3 separate regions of the Homo sapiens genome follow, and all the other regions are linked to region 2. Evidence: chromatin contacts called from ENCODE Hi-C or POLR2A ChIA-PET data. All regions are on one chromosome and are shown on one strand. The core of a region is the stretch at or near the end of the contact, and the rest is flanking DNA. Distances in the headings are between cores, read along the strand shown. Region 1 has its middle 45 kb from the start of LINC02541. Region 2 holds the start of LINC02518 (long intergenic non-protein coding RNA 2518). Region 3 overlaps LOC105377956 (a long non-coding RNA gene).

Evidence for each region. Hi-C counts contacts between places; a loop is a spot of excess contacts on that map. ChIA-PET counts read pairs that join two places held with the same protein, here RNA polymerase II (POLR2A). Pooled maps may share reads with other maps.
Region 1: a pooled map shows a loop between it and region 2 (2.6-fold over the local background). The contact joins the enhancer-like site here to the promoter of LINC02518 in region 2. A Hi-C loop is called at or near these places in 1 of 50 pooled maps. POLR2A ChIA-PET finds 5 or more read pairs at or near these places in 2 of 52 experiments (BJ and PC-9).
Region 3: a map of PC-9 shows a loop between it and region 2 (13-fold over the local background). The contact joins the enhancer-like site here to the promoter of LINC02518 in region 2. A Hi-C loop is called at or near these places in 3 of 168 maps with a recorded cell type or tissue (HepG2, IMR-90 and PC-9) and 2 of 50 pooled maps. POLR2A ChIA-PET finds 5 or more read pairs at or near these places in 1 of 52 experiments (A673).

What each region holds. Positions count from the first base shown.
Region 1 is chr6:113,692,670-113,696,601 of GRCh38, reverse strand. No RefSeq gene overlaps it. Among named protein-coding and RNA genes, the nearest start is that of LINC02541, 45 kb to the right of the region's middle. Within about 2 kb of position 2,206, at least 3 of the 41 ENCODE cell types and tissues checked have a DNase peak (open chromatin) inside an H3K27ac peak, as active enhancers do; they include PC-9, where a contact is called at or near this core.
Region 2 is chr6:113,432,144-113,435,709 of GRCh38, reverse strand. LINC02518 (long intergenic non-protein coding RNA 2518) reads left to right here and starts at 2,263. Exons shown (of 2, transcript NR_149098.1): 1 at 2,263-2,373.
Region 3 is chr6:113,120,781-113,124,497 of GRCh38, reverse strand. It overlaps LOC105377956 (a long non-coding RNA gene), which reads left to right. Exons shown (of 4, transcript XR_942894.1): 4 at 2,243-2,376. Among named protein-coding and RNA genes, the nearest start is that of LINC02518, 310 kb to the left of the region's middle. Within about 2 kb of position 2,322, at least 4 of the 41 ENCODE cell types and tissues checked have a DNase peak (open chromatin) inside an H3K27ac peak, as active enhancers do; they include PC-9, where a contact is called at or near this core.

The sequences.
Region 1 (3,932 bases), core at 957-3,456, 260 kb before region 2:
CAGAGGTTGCAGTGAGCCGAGATTGCGCCATTGCACTCCAGGCCGGCGACAGTGTGAGACTCCATCTAAAAAAAAAATAAAAATAAAAAAAAATTTCCAGAATGAAAAATTGTGGCCCATGTTGGCAGCATGCTCTGCTTCTGAGGGAAGTAAAAAAATCTGCTTTATCATATATATTTGGGAATTCTTGTTTGTAGCTTGGTCAGTGAAGAGAGAGGTCTTTAAACTTCTTTAATGACATGGAAACCTAGACAAGCATTCATAATAAAAGAATCATGCATAACGTTGGGAATCATAAATACTCCCAAAGAGATCACAGATGTTCTTCAATAAATTTATAAAACTGTGTCCAGAATAAAACCATATTCTCTAACAGCAGTAATTAGAATTATTAAACACAAACAAAAAAAACAAATAATTGGAAGAGATCATTGATTGTGGATAAACACACTAGTGGCATTTGCCTAGCTGCGTTTTCCACAGTTTTGTAAAAGACATATGAGCCAGGGTCATGGCACAGGAGAAAACTGTGCTGTATTCTTAAACCAAGCCCTGCAGAGGTCACCTAATTAGTTTCTCTGTTGATCTAAAGTCCAGAGCAAGGGGCTAGAGATGCAGATTCTAATTCTTTTTCTGCCAGCAATTTATAAAGTGAAAAAAAGCAAGTCATTAACCCCTGTAGTTTCCCAAACTCTAAATGGGTATTACAATGTTTGCCATATGTATCTCTCAGGGTGGCTGTAAGAATTAAATGAGGAGGAAATATATGAAAGTATTTGGAAAACTAACATAAAACTCTCTTTACCCAGACATTTTGCAATGACTCTGGATACAGCTATTGCCATTTACAAGCTGCTATGTATTCTTTCATAATCTTCGGTTAGGACATTCCAACAACTGACATGCCTTCAACTTCAGTTGCTGCGTTTTCTTCCTTAATAACCACATTGTTTCAGTGGTAAAAGTCTGTTATGAAAACCACCTCTTTATCTTCTTGTGAAAGTTGGAGCTTGGCTGTTGAAAACCATGGTAATAATGTTTATTTTTTATTTATTTATTTTTATTTTTATTTTTTTTTGAGACGGAGTCTTGCAAGGCCCACAGAAATCTGTGTTGAAGGGATTAGGCTGTCACCAGGCTGGAGTGCAGGGGCATGATCTCGGCTCAGTGCAACCTCTGCCTCCTGGGTTCAAGCGAATCTCCTGCCTCAGCCTCCAGAGTAGCTGTGACTACAGGCGCATGCCACCACGCCCAGCTAATTTTTGTATTTTTAGTAGAGACGGGGTTTCACCATGTTGGCCAGGATGGTTTTGATCTCTTGACCTCATGATCTGCCCGCCTTAGCCTCCTGAAGTGCTGGGATTACAGGTGTGAACCACCGTGCCCAGCCTTTTTTTTTTTTTTTTGTAGCCCTTATTTAAAGTTTTCATTCTCCTAGTAAAGAAAGCATCTGTCTTGTTCATTACTTTTTTCTTATCTTCTATCACAGGGCTGCTCACATAACACATACCTAGTCAATAGTTCTTAAATAAATGAATGAACAAACTCTATATTGTTAAGTGATTTTTCCAAAGGAGTTTAGTATTTGGAAGTTTCTTTGAAACTGCAAGTTTCTTTGGAAAGTCAACAATTTAGAAGAAAAATGTTTTAGAGGATGTAATCCAGTCATGAGAGAAATACTCAAACTAGTAGGTTAAGAACATACACATGAATTGCTGATTTGACAGATACCACCTGAACTGACATTGCTGGTGGCTCTGTTGTAGACAGGCCAACAAGGCCTGGAGTTGAAACTGAGATCAGATGGCACAATGGCTCATAAGTGAAGTTTTTTGGGTTCATGAGAGCTCACTAAATTTACTGTTTTTTTTTTTTTTTCCTCTTTTACTTTTTCCTTTCTAGTGAATGACATTTTCACAAGATTTTAAGAAATGTGGTTGTATGTTAAGTGGTGGCCTCCCAAAGTGCTGGGATTACAGGCATGAGTCACCACGCCCAGCTCATTCTGGAATTCTTAGGAGGCAACTGTTGTCTATATGCCAGGCACAGAGTCAGGATTTGGAAGGAATATCCAAGTTCAACCTTGGGCCCTAAGGAGCTCACAATGGGTTAGGAAGCCTTTAAATAAACACAAGCACCTGTGAAAATATCAGTAACTCCTTTTGATGTATGAGTCTTCATTTATTTAACAATATTTGAGTGCCTCATGAATCACGAGTCAGGCTACATATTCATGGTCAAAGGTGACTGAGACATGCTTTCTGTCTTTGTTGTTTTATTGTAAACATGTGATGCAGATAAATAAATAGACAAAAAAAAACCCTTCGTGACAAGGACAATGGGGACACATAATAGGGTCCTCTTATGGAGACTAGGATAAGAGAGAGTGTCAAAATAGGCCTTCTAGAGGAGATAATGTCTAAGCAGAAAATGGAGAAAAAAGATTGCCAAGTGTCATGAAAAGTGAACAGTGAGGCTGGTTCATGAAGGGGTGTTGGGGTGGGTGGGGTAAGAATTATTCCTGTAAGAGTCACCTGGGCTAGGTCACACACTGCCTTGAAAGCAGTATCGCATTTCATTGGACTGGATTTCATTGGACAGCCAATAGCAAGCCTTTGTAGGAATTTAAGCAGGGGAGTGACACAATCAGATTTGGCTCCTTAAAGATTCTCTTGACAGGCAATATAGATAATGGATTAGAGGGTGAGACTAAAGAGAAGGCTGTTATAGTTATCTAGGAAGAAATGATGATGTTTGGAAATGGAGTATTGGCAGTGTTGACAAAGAGAAGCGTAGGAATCTCAAAGATCTCAAGGGGTGGAATCTAAGGCTAGCCACAAATCCAGGCAAGGATCATGGCTGTAGCTGTAAGTACAGTGCAAGAAGGACCCTGGGATTAGGGTCTATGAGACAATACATACTAGCAAAAAGTAGGCTGGGAGAACTTTGAGGACAGAGCCTATGCAAGGCTGGCTTCATAGTTAGATATAGAACCTGTGCAGTCACACAGAACCCTATACTTGCAAGGGCCCTGTATTTGGTTGAATGCTCTGTTGTAGCCATTTTGAAATTCTTAATAATTTTTGGACAAAGGGATTCTGCATTTTCATTTGCACTGGGCCCTACAAATTATACACCCTGTCAGGACACTAGCACAGTAGTGAAAACATAGAAGCTGCTCATAAAAGTCAGTTGAATGAAGACATTCTTCTACTTGTAGGAAACACTCTCAGTGGGCTTGGGAGTCATGGGGCAAGGAGGTGCTAACAGGCTCTGCAAGACAAGAAGTTCCTCAACAGCAGCAAGGTCTTCTGTGTTCTGTTGGGTAGAACAGCATAGAGAGGCCTGGAAAGAGTGTGTTGGCAGCTAAAACTGAGCAGATGGACCTCAAGGATTTGTAAGCTAGGTTTGCCTAACCAACCAACTCATTCAGCTTCTCAGATGGTCTTTTTAATTACTTATAGACATCAGTCTTTATTTTTATTTTATTTTAGAGATGGGGTCTAAATAGGTTGCCCAGGCTGGTCTTGAACTCCTGGCCTCAAGTGATCCTCCCGCCTCTCAGTCTTTATTTAATACTTATTTAGATCATCCAGCAGCAACTTTTTTTCCCTACCGTAGTGACTTCCACTTTTGTTTATAGGTTACTCAGATCTTCTCCGAGTTGATTTTCTTTTGTCCTCTTTTCCATGCTGAGCATTATTTCTCTACGTCCAATTGTCATGTTGTGTAATTATTTTTAAATGAAGTATACTTACTGCTACAATTCCTGGGGGCAAATTATGTACTATATATCTTGTGAGCCTGTTTTTAGACTTAGAAATTATAGAATTATTGTTAACAAAATGTAATGACTGTTTGTGTTAACTCTTGAATTTTCCTCTTCCAGGTGACTTCTGCAGCCACTTTAATCATAACCTTCATTGACCTGT
Region 2 (3,566 bases), core at 1,014-3,513:
ATGGAAAGGTTTTTGTTGGCTATGGATTTGGTCTAGACAAGAAGATTGCAACAGATTTTTCTTCTATTTGAAAACTCCGGTAGAGCACTAAGTAGCTCTTGGAATATATAAAGGATTGTGTATTTATTAGCTATTCTAGCTTTCTCTCAGGAGTGCTGACATCTATTTGTTTCTTCCTTTTTAACTGTCCTTTCTCAAGAGTGTTGACTGCAAGATGAGGCAAAGGCAAATAGGTGGAATAACTGGAGAATAACCCAGAATGAGACACAGAAAGAGGATTTTGAAAGGATTTCCTTGCCTATTATCTGCTTTCTGAGAGAGCCACACAAAACAGGTGAAAAGTTATACTATTTATAAAGATCTCCTGAGAGGGAGTGTCTACAGCTTTTCTGGTAATTTCCCTTGGTACAAATGAAACCTGTTCATTTTCAAGGAAAATTGCACTGATGGCTACACATTCTTTTTCTTTTTAAATAAAATATTGGAATGGTGTTGTTTTTGGAAGCTGCTTGTTACCCAATGTTGCCAAAAAGGTTTTATTATAATGAGGCTATGTGTTAGCTGTTCATGTTTCTAGTGCAGCATAGCTGTATAAATTTTTTCTTTTTCTTATCTCGGATTTCAGATTTCCCTATTTTTTTAAAAGTGTATAGTAATAATATTTACCAGTATTGTTCATCCCTACCACTCAGTTTTCTGCATATGCTTGTATTTTCTATTTCCTGCTGATTTAACTTCTGTACTCTGTTGTTTATAGGGACTTGTCATATTTGCATAGTTTAAGTGCTCTGTCGTTTCTATCACAAGCCCTAGTGGGTAGGTACAACATCTATGTAGTTCGCTTGTGTAGTGCTTGGTGGAACATCTTGTGTTTCATGATTGATTTATGATGATAGAGATGATACTATAAAATAAAGCCAAAGGAAACTTTTAACAATAGGGTCTAATCCTGTTTGGTCCTCATTGGATGTCTCTCCACTTGTAGGGGAAAAAACTGGAGAATAATGGTTGTGTCATCATGACAAACAACTGACATAGTTGAGGCCAGTCGAAGGCCCAGAGCAACCCTGGTCCTGTAGTCAGAGACGACTTATGAAAATAAATGAATCTGGCTCATTGACTTGAGTTCTTGTACCCAAACTGGAAAGGTGTGGTACCTGACACAGGAACAAAGTCTGTCTGAAATCAGCTGTCCGGGATGTCATTTTCTCTAGTGCAGAGACTCGATTGCCTAAATTGGTAGCAGAGGTGGATGTTTCCTAACATGATCTTCCTTGGCCAACAGTGACTGACATCTGAGGTAGGTCTTACCTCTACCTTGGGGGCTCACTGCTTCACTGGTACCATATAATGGTGGCAGTTTAACAGTAATCTTAGTAGGTCTTTTTGGACATTTTAAAGCCACTGCTCCAAAGCATAAGCCAGGCAAAAAAATTGATTTCCCTCATCCAGATGTCCCCATTGTCCAACATAGGTGAGACATTTTTTAAAAAGGCATCTCCAGAAGGCGATTTTTGATCCCTCTCCAGATAAGAGGTTCAAGCCAGCTTTTTCTTATTGTGGGACATCAAAATTTACTATATGACCTGAAATCCTCCCAGGTGATTTAATTCATTCATAGGTTCTAGGAGAGAAGATGAAACTTTCATTTATCCCCATGCTACACACTGACCAATACTGCTTCACCAAACTTTTATCAGTCTTGTTGCATTTTATCTGTTTACACGAGATCCATAGTGCTTTCTCATCCCCACAGTAAACACTGAATTCTGTTTATAACAGAAGGGCAGGATCTGTGGGGAGCATCCGCAAAGTGCTCCAGGCTCCTTTTTCCCTTTTCTCAGAGACACCAGGAATGTGCCTTTGCACTGTTTTGCCAGCATCCTTAAATCATGATTAATTTAAAGCCTTTTCTCTCCTTGGTGAGGCCTGACACAAGCAACTGCTTCTCTGTCACATTGATTTTTCTGTCCTTGCAGATTCAGAGCCAGGGTTGAGTCCTCCTCACAGGGCGAGTTCTCTGACAAGGAAGTTTTGCAACCTAATTTACAGCTGGAGCCAAGCTTGTCAGTGAGTGCCAGAGGGAAACTGTCGCAATCGGCAGGCAAAGTATGCATTTAATAGTATTTATCCAAGCCAGTTTGTGATTTCTTCACTCTCTCCAACAAATATGTTATTTGTAATAGCTATCTTCTCTCATCTAGGTGTTTGAAAAATGTCTCTAACGTGTGTGGGCTGGAATGCATTTTGTTTTTTCTGCAGGTATATTCATTTAACAAGGGGAGTCTCTGAGGAGCTATCAAAAACTGCTTGCCATCTTTCCAAATCATCTCTGTCTGCAGTGACCATGTCTTAATCCTGAAGGAAAACAAGGTAATCTTTTCAAATAAACATTTTCAAGGATGTTTAGAGGGAACCAAATTGCTGGCATGTAGAACCCCCTTCCAGTGCTTAAAAATAGATATATTGAGGGAGCAAAACTCCAGTGAGTTGGAGTGTTTGGAAGTATTTGATATGTTCAGATGACTAACAATAATAAGCTAAATTGCAAGCAATGATCTGAATTTGTGTGTGTGAATATGAGTGTGTATGTGTCAAAGAGACACTGAGTATCCTGTTTCTCAATGTTGTTGGTGGAAAATGAGGCGCAGAGGGGTTACACACTCCCAGTAGGTAAGCAAGTTGGTAAGGGACTTTGGCAATATTTGACCCTAAGCCCATTAGATTTCACTGGGCTAACCTGACTCTGGGGAGAGTAAATATGAGATGAAGAAACATTTGATCATTAAATAAAAAGGAAGCACTGAAAGAAAAGCAATTGGTTGCATAAAACTTATTAATGCAATACTTCTGCTCTCAAGGAAGTTGACATGCAATAGAAAGAGAACATGTAGAGTATGGATTGAATAAACCAAAAATTATGTAGATGATGTAATTACTATAATTAAATCAAAACAGATTGTGTATGCTGGAACTTATTGTATTACTCACAACATAATTTTGTATAACTTTTTTTTAAACCTGTCTCTTTTCCTTTCTGGTCTGTGGGTTTCTGAAGGACAAACCTCTTTTGGCAGTTGGGCCTGAAGCCCCAGAACTTATGCTGGTCCTGGCACCAATGAGGACAGAAATGATTGAGCACATGAATTTGGTATTGAGTTTGACATTATTGTGCTTCATTTTTTGTGGGCCTGGGATGTTTTCTACGTAATTCGTTTATCATTTATTGTTTAAGGTGTCTGCATACTCAAAATATCTTTTTAATGTCCTCCGCCTATACATGACATAAATACTTTATTAACTTTGTTTAAAAAATCTTATCACAGTGCCATCCAACAGGAATATAATGTGAGCCATGTGTAATTTAAGATTTACTAATAGCCATATTAAAAAAGGAAGAAGAAACTGGTGAAATTAATTTTTAATAATGTTTTATTTAGCTATATTCAAAACATTATCATTTTAACATGCAAATATAAATTTATTAATATCTCTTACATTATTTTTTCTAGTAACTTTTTAAAATCTAGTTGGTATTTTATATTTAATGCACATTTTAATTCAGC
Region 3 (3,717 bases), core at 1,073-3,572, 310 kb after region 2:
TTCATAACAAGTGATAACGTAAGTTATTAGTTTCTGTAAATTGCGTCACTTACTATATTCCTACAGCAGGTCCTCCATTGAAAAGAATAATGAAAAGGATAGCTCACTTCTGTGGCTACCTAATCTGTTCTGCAATGTCAAATCCATCTCACAGAAGTTCAATCTCAAGAGAAGTTCTACCCAAAAATTGAATAGCATGGTAGTTGCTCAAGTATCTATACATGTGTGTATTTGTGTGCATTTATTACATGTAGACAGAGCTTCTCTTTTATACTGGGCTGAAACCTCCCAGAAAATCTGTAACTCTTAACAGGAAGAAAAATAGGAAACAAAAGACACAAGTCTAAAACAGCAAACATTCAATTGAATATCAAAATTAAGACATTGGGACCTAACACATTCTTACAAAAGCACATACCTGCTATTGAATACTAATTTCAGACTAATTCAAAACATCTCGTTTCTTACAGGCTTTTTACAATTCTAAGAATACACAAACACACACACACAGATAATTTTATGGGACAATTCCTAAATTTTTCTAAGAATTTAATTTACAATTTCCATGTCTTGTTAATCAATGTAAAAATCAGAGTGGAACTAAAATGATCTTACACTAATTCACAAGTTAAAGTTTTGCTATTAGGAGAACGATTTAGTTAATTCTATCTAGTAAATATATATCAAAGTGTAAGCTACTGAAAATTAATATTATATACTTGCATGGTAAATTTCAATGTTCACTGAGCTTATTTAAAGTTTTTATAATGGAATACACACACACACACACACACACACACACACACACACACATGCTCCTGGATATTTAGAATAACTTCCCAAAAGGCAAATTCATTTCTCAATAAAGGTATCTCAACCCAAATATACTAAACTTAAGTATTAACAGCTTTCTTTGTTATAATACTAATCATCTATGAGTAGTATAGAAACAATATTACATGTATTGTTTTGTAAGATTCTGCACATTGTAAAAATATTGGGGGATATCTACATTCTGTCCTGCTTTTAAATTTGTGGGACTGATTTTATGCCACACAAGATTCAATTTCATAGTCTTAAATGCCTCAGAAGTGTTCTAGAGATTCATTGCCTGAACAAGACACATTGTCAATCCCCACCCAGGCAACAGGTCCATGCTTAGTTATTAAATAGTCCCAGACAAAACAGTAACCATGGTGCTTTCCAGCTAGCTGTAAAATACTTGATTTTCTTGCAAGGAGTCCATTCTGATGTTAAGAATTCTTACAGTCAAGCCATAGCCTTGTACGGTTAGTTATTATCCTTCATGTTGGAACTAAATCTCACTTTTTCTTTTGTACCCTCAGTAAAAACAAACTTTCTGACACTTCTTAAGCTCTCAATATATTAATTGAAATGTATGAGCAAACAGTTATTTATAGTGTTTTGTTTCTGCACCTCTTTTGGTCACTATTTAACTATAAAGATGAATAGCTCAAATTAAGTTTTCCCATTTTATTTTCATTGCATTGAGCTCTGTTGAAATATACTAAATATAATATATATAGCAGCATACTAAGGTTGAGTATTTCATATATAAAATAGAGATGCTCAATTTCTTTCCTGCTTCTAAACCTGTAAACTTCCCTGTCTGTACTATCCTGATCTCCCTCCATTCTTTCTCTCTCCACCTCATATCTAATCTTCCTGCCAATGCACAGTATTTCACCCTCTCAGCTCCTAAGAGAACTTACTCCATCAGTGATCCTTCTTTTTCTCCTGGGATTGCACTTTCTTTCTCATTTATCTAAAGATATTTTTTCAATATCAAGTGTCTCCTGCCTTAAAACAAAAAGATGAGGAGTGTTCCACATTTGCTGTCTTTCTTTACTTCATTGTTAGTCCAACCTCAACTCACTGAAATCTAGACCCTTCCCTCATTTCATTTAAGCTGCTCATACAATCTCATTACTGGCCTCTTTACGGTACCTTTTCCAGTTTTCATCTTATTTGACTTCTCAGTGGCATTGACAGCACAACAAATGACTACATTTTCCTTGCTGGAATTTTGCCCATTAGGTCTCAGAAAAACCATTCAGTCTAGGTTTTCCTCCTAATTTGCTAGGTATTGCTTCTCAGGTTTGGATAGTCATATTTTTCCAAGCATTCCTTAAATACTGTTCCTTCCCTACCCCCAGAGTTCAATCCTGGGTCTTTATTTGCCCTCATCCTGTTAACTCTTTCTGTGAATTTGTCCTTACAGTTGGCTTTCACTGACACTGAAAGGGATGATGACTAAAGCAATTGAAATTTCAAGCCCAGGATTCCTTCCTGAGCCATTGGGGCATGCTGGAGTCCCACAGTACCAGAAGTACCTCTTGGCTGACCCCTCCAGCTTCTAGGAGGTAATTATTAAAGTTCTGACTCCAACTGGCCTGGTCTAACTCTTCACGGTTTGCTATTTTCTTTTTCCTTCTCAATTTTGTGTGACTTAAAAATAAAACTTTTATTTAACTTAATAAATCTATCAATATTATAATTTTAAATTCTATTTTATAAATATCAGAAAATATAAAGATTTCATTGAATTACCATGAGCAAAGATTATAACAATATAATGTAACACTTATTTTATTGTTTTCAAATAATATTTTCATATTTAGTCATTAAATCCACACAACCAACACGTAACTTTATTATTATTGTTTACTGTAGGGAATTTAGGCTTCTAGAGGTTTGGAGTCTTGCCCATGATCACACACTAGTAAGTGACAGAACAAGAAGCTGAAATATTAGAAAAAATTACATATCCTCACATAAATATTTTATGGTCTTTAACTGTCACCAATCACAAAGTCGTGCTCCAGGGTTGAGAGTTGTTTTTCTCAAAGATGCTACAAAGAAGGAAACATTTAGTTTCTTATTCCTTGCTGACTTTTATTTTTTTGATAGAAGAAATAATTTAGTCCTAAAGCATTAGAAAAAATGAAAAATTAAAGAGGGAAATGAAAGACCATGAATCACCTACAAAGTGAGTTTTATATTCTACATAGTCAAGAGTTAATAGCATATGTATGCTTTCTTTTGCATGAGAGTGAACAAATTACAAGCTGGACAAGATGTATCAAAATTCAAAAATAAATCTTAATTTTTTATAAAGGATTTAAAAGCTACTTCTGCAAGATTCAGACAAATTGCTTGTCCTCAGTGCATTTTGCTCAGTTCTCTCATATGGTGATGGCCTTTTGACATTGGCTTTAAGGGCCTTTGCTGATCTTACCACTCGTTCCATATGTTTAAACAAAGCATGTGGTTTTGCCAGCATCCTGCCACAGACAGGGAAACATAATCTCTGAATGAGGCAGGAGCCCAGAGCCCAGAAGATCTTCAGTTATGCTGGGACGAGACTCCCGTCTAGCAATGAGGGGCAGTAACATTCCTCCCTGGCGCCTGCTGAAACAAATTTCAAGAATGGTAACAGTCTTGTTTTAAGGTTTTAAAACTATCAGTCTGGGATCAGCAGCCTTTTCTAAGAAGCTGTGGATGCCAAATTCCAGCTGTCACAACTTGCTTCTGTGAGAACCTCTGCTCAGTTGGTCAGAGACTTGGAAGACGAACCTCGTTAAGACTGTGAGCCACAGCTCTTTTCAGACAGACCAAACCCAAACCACAAATCGCCCTCTTGAAAACCCCAGCCTTTCCTTCTTGGTTTGGAATACAGGGTTAACACAAGGTTAT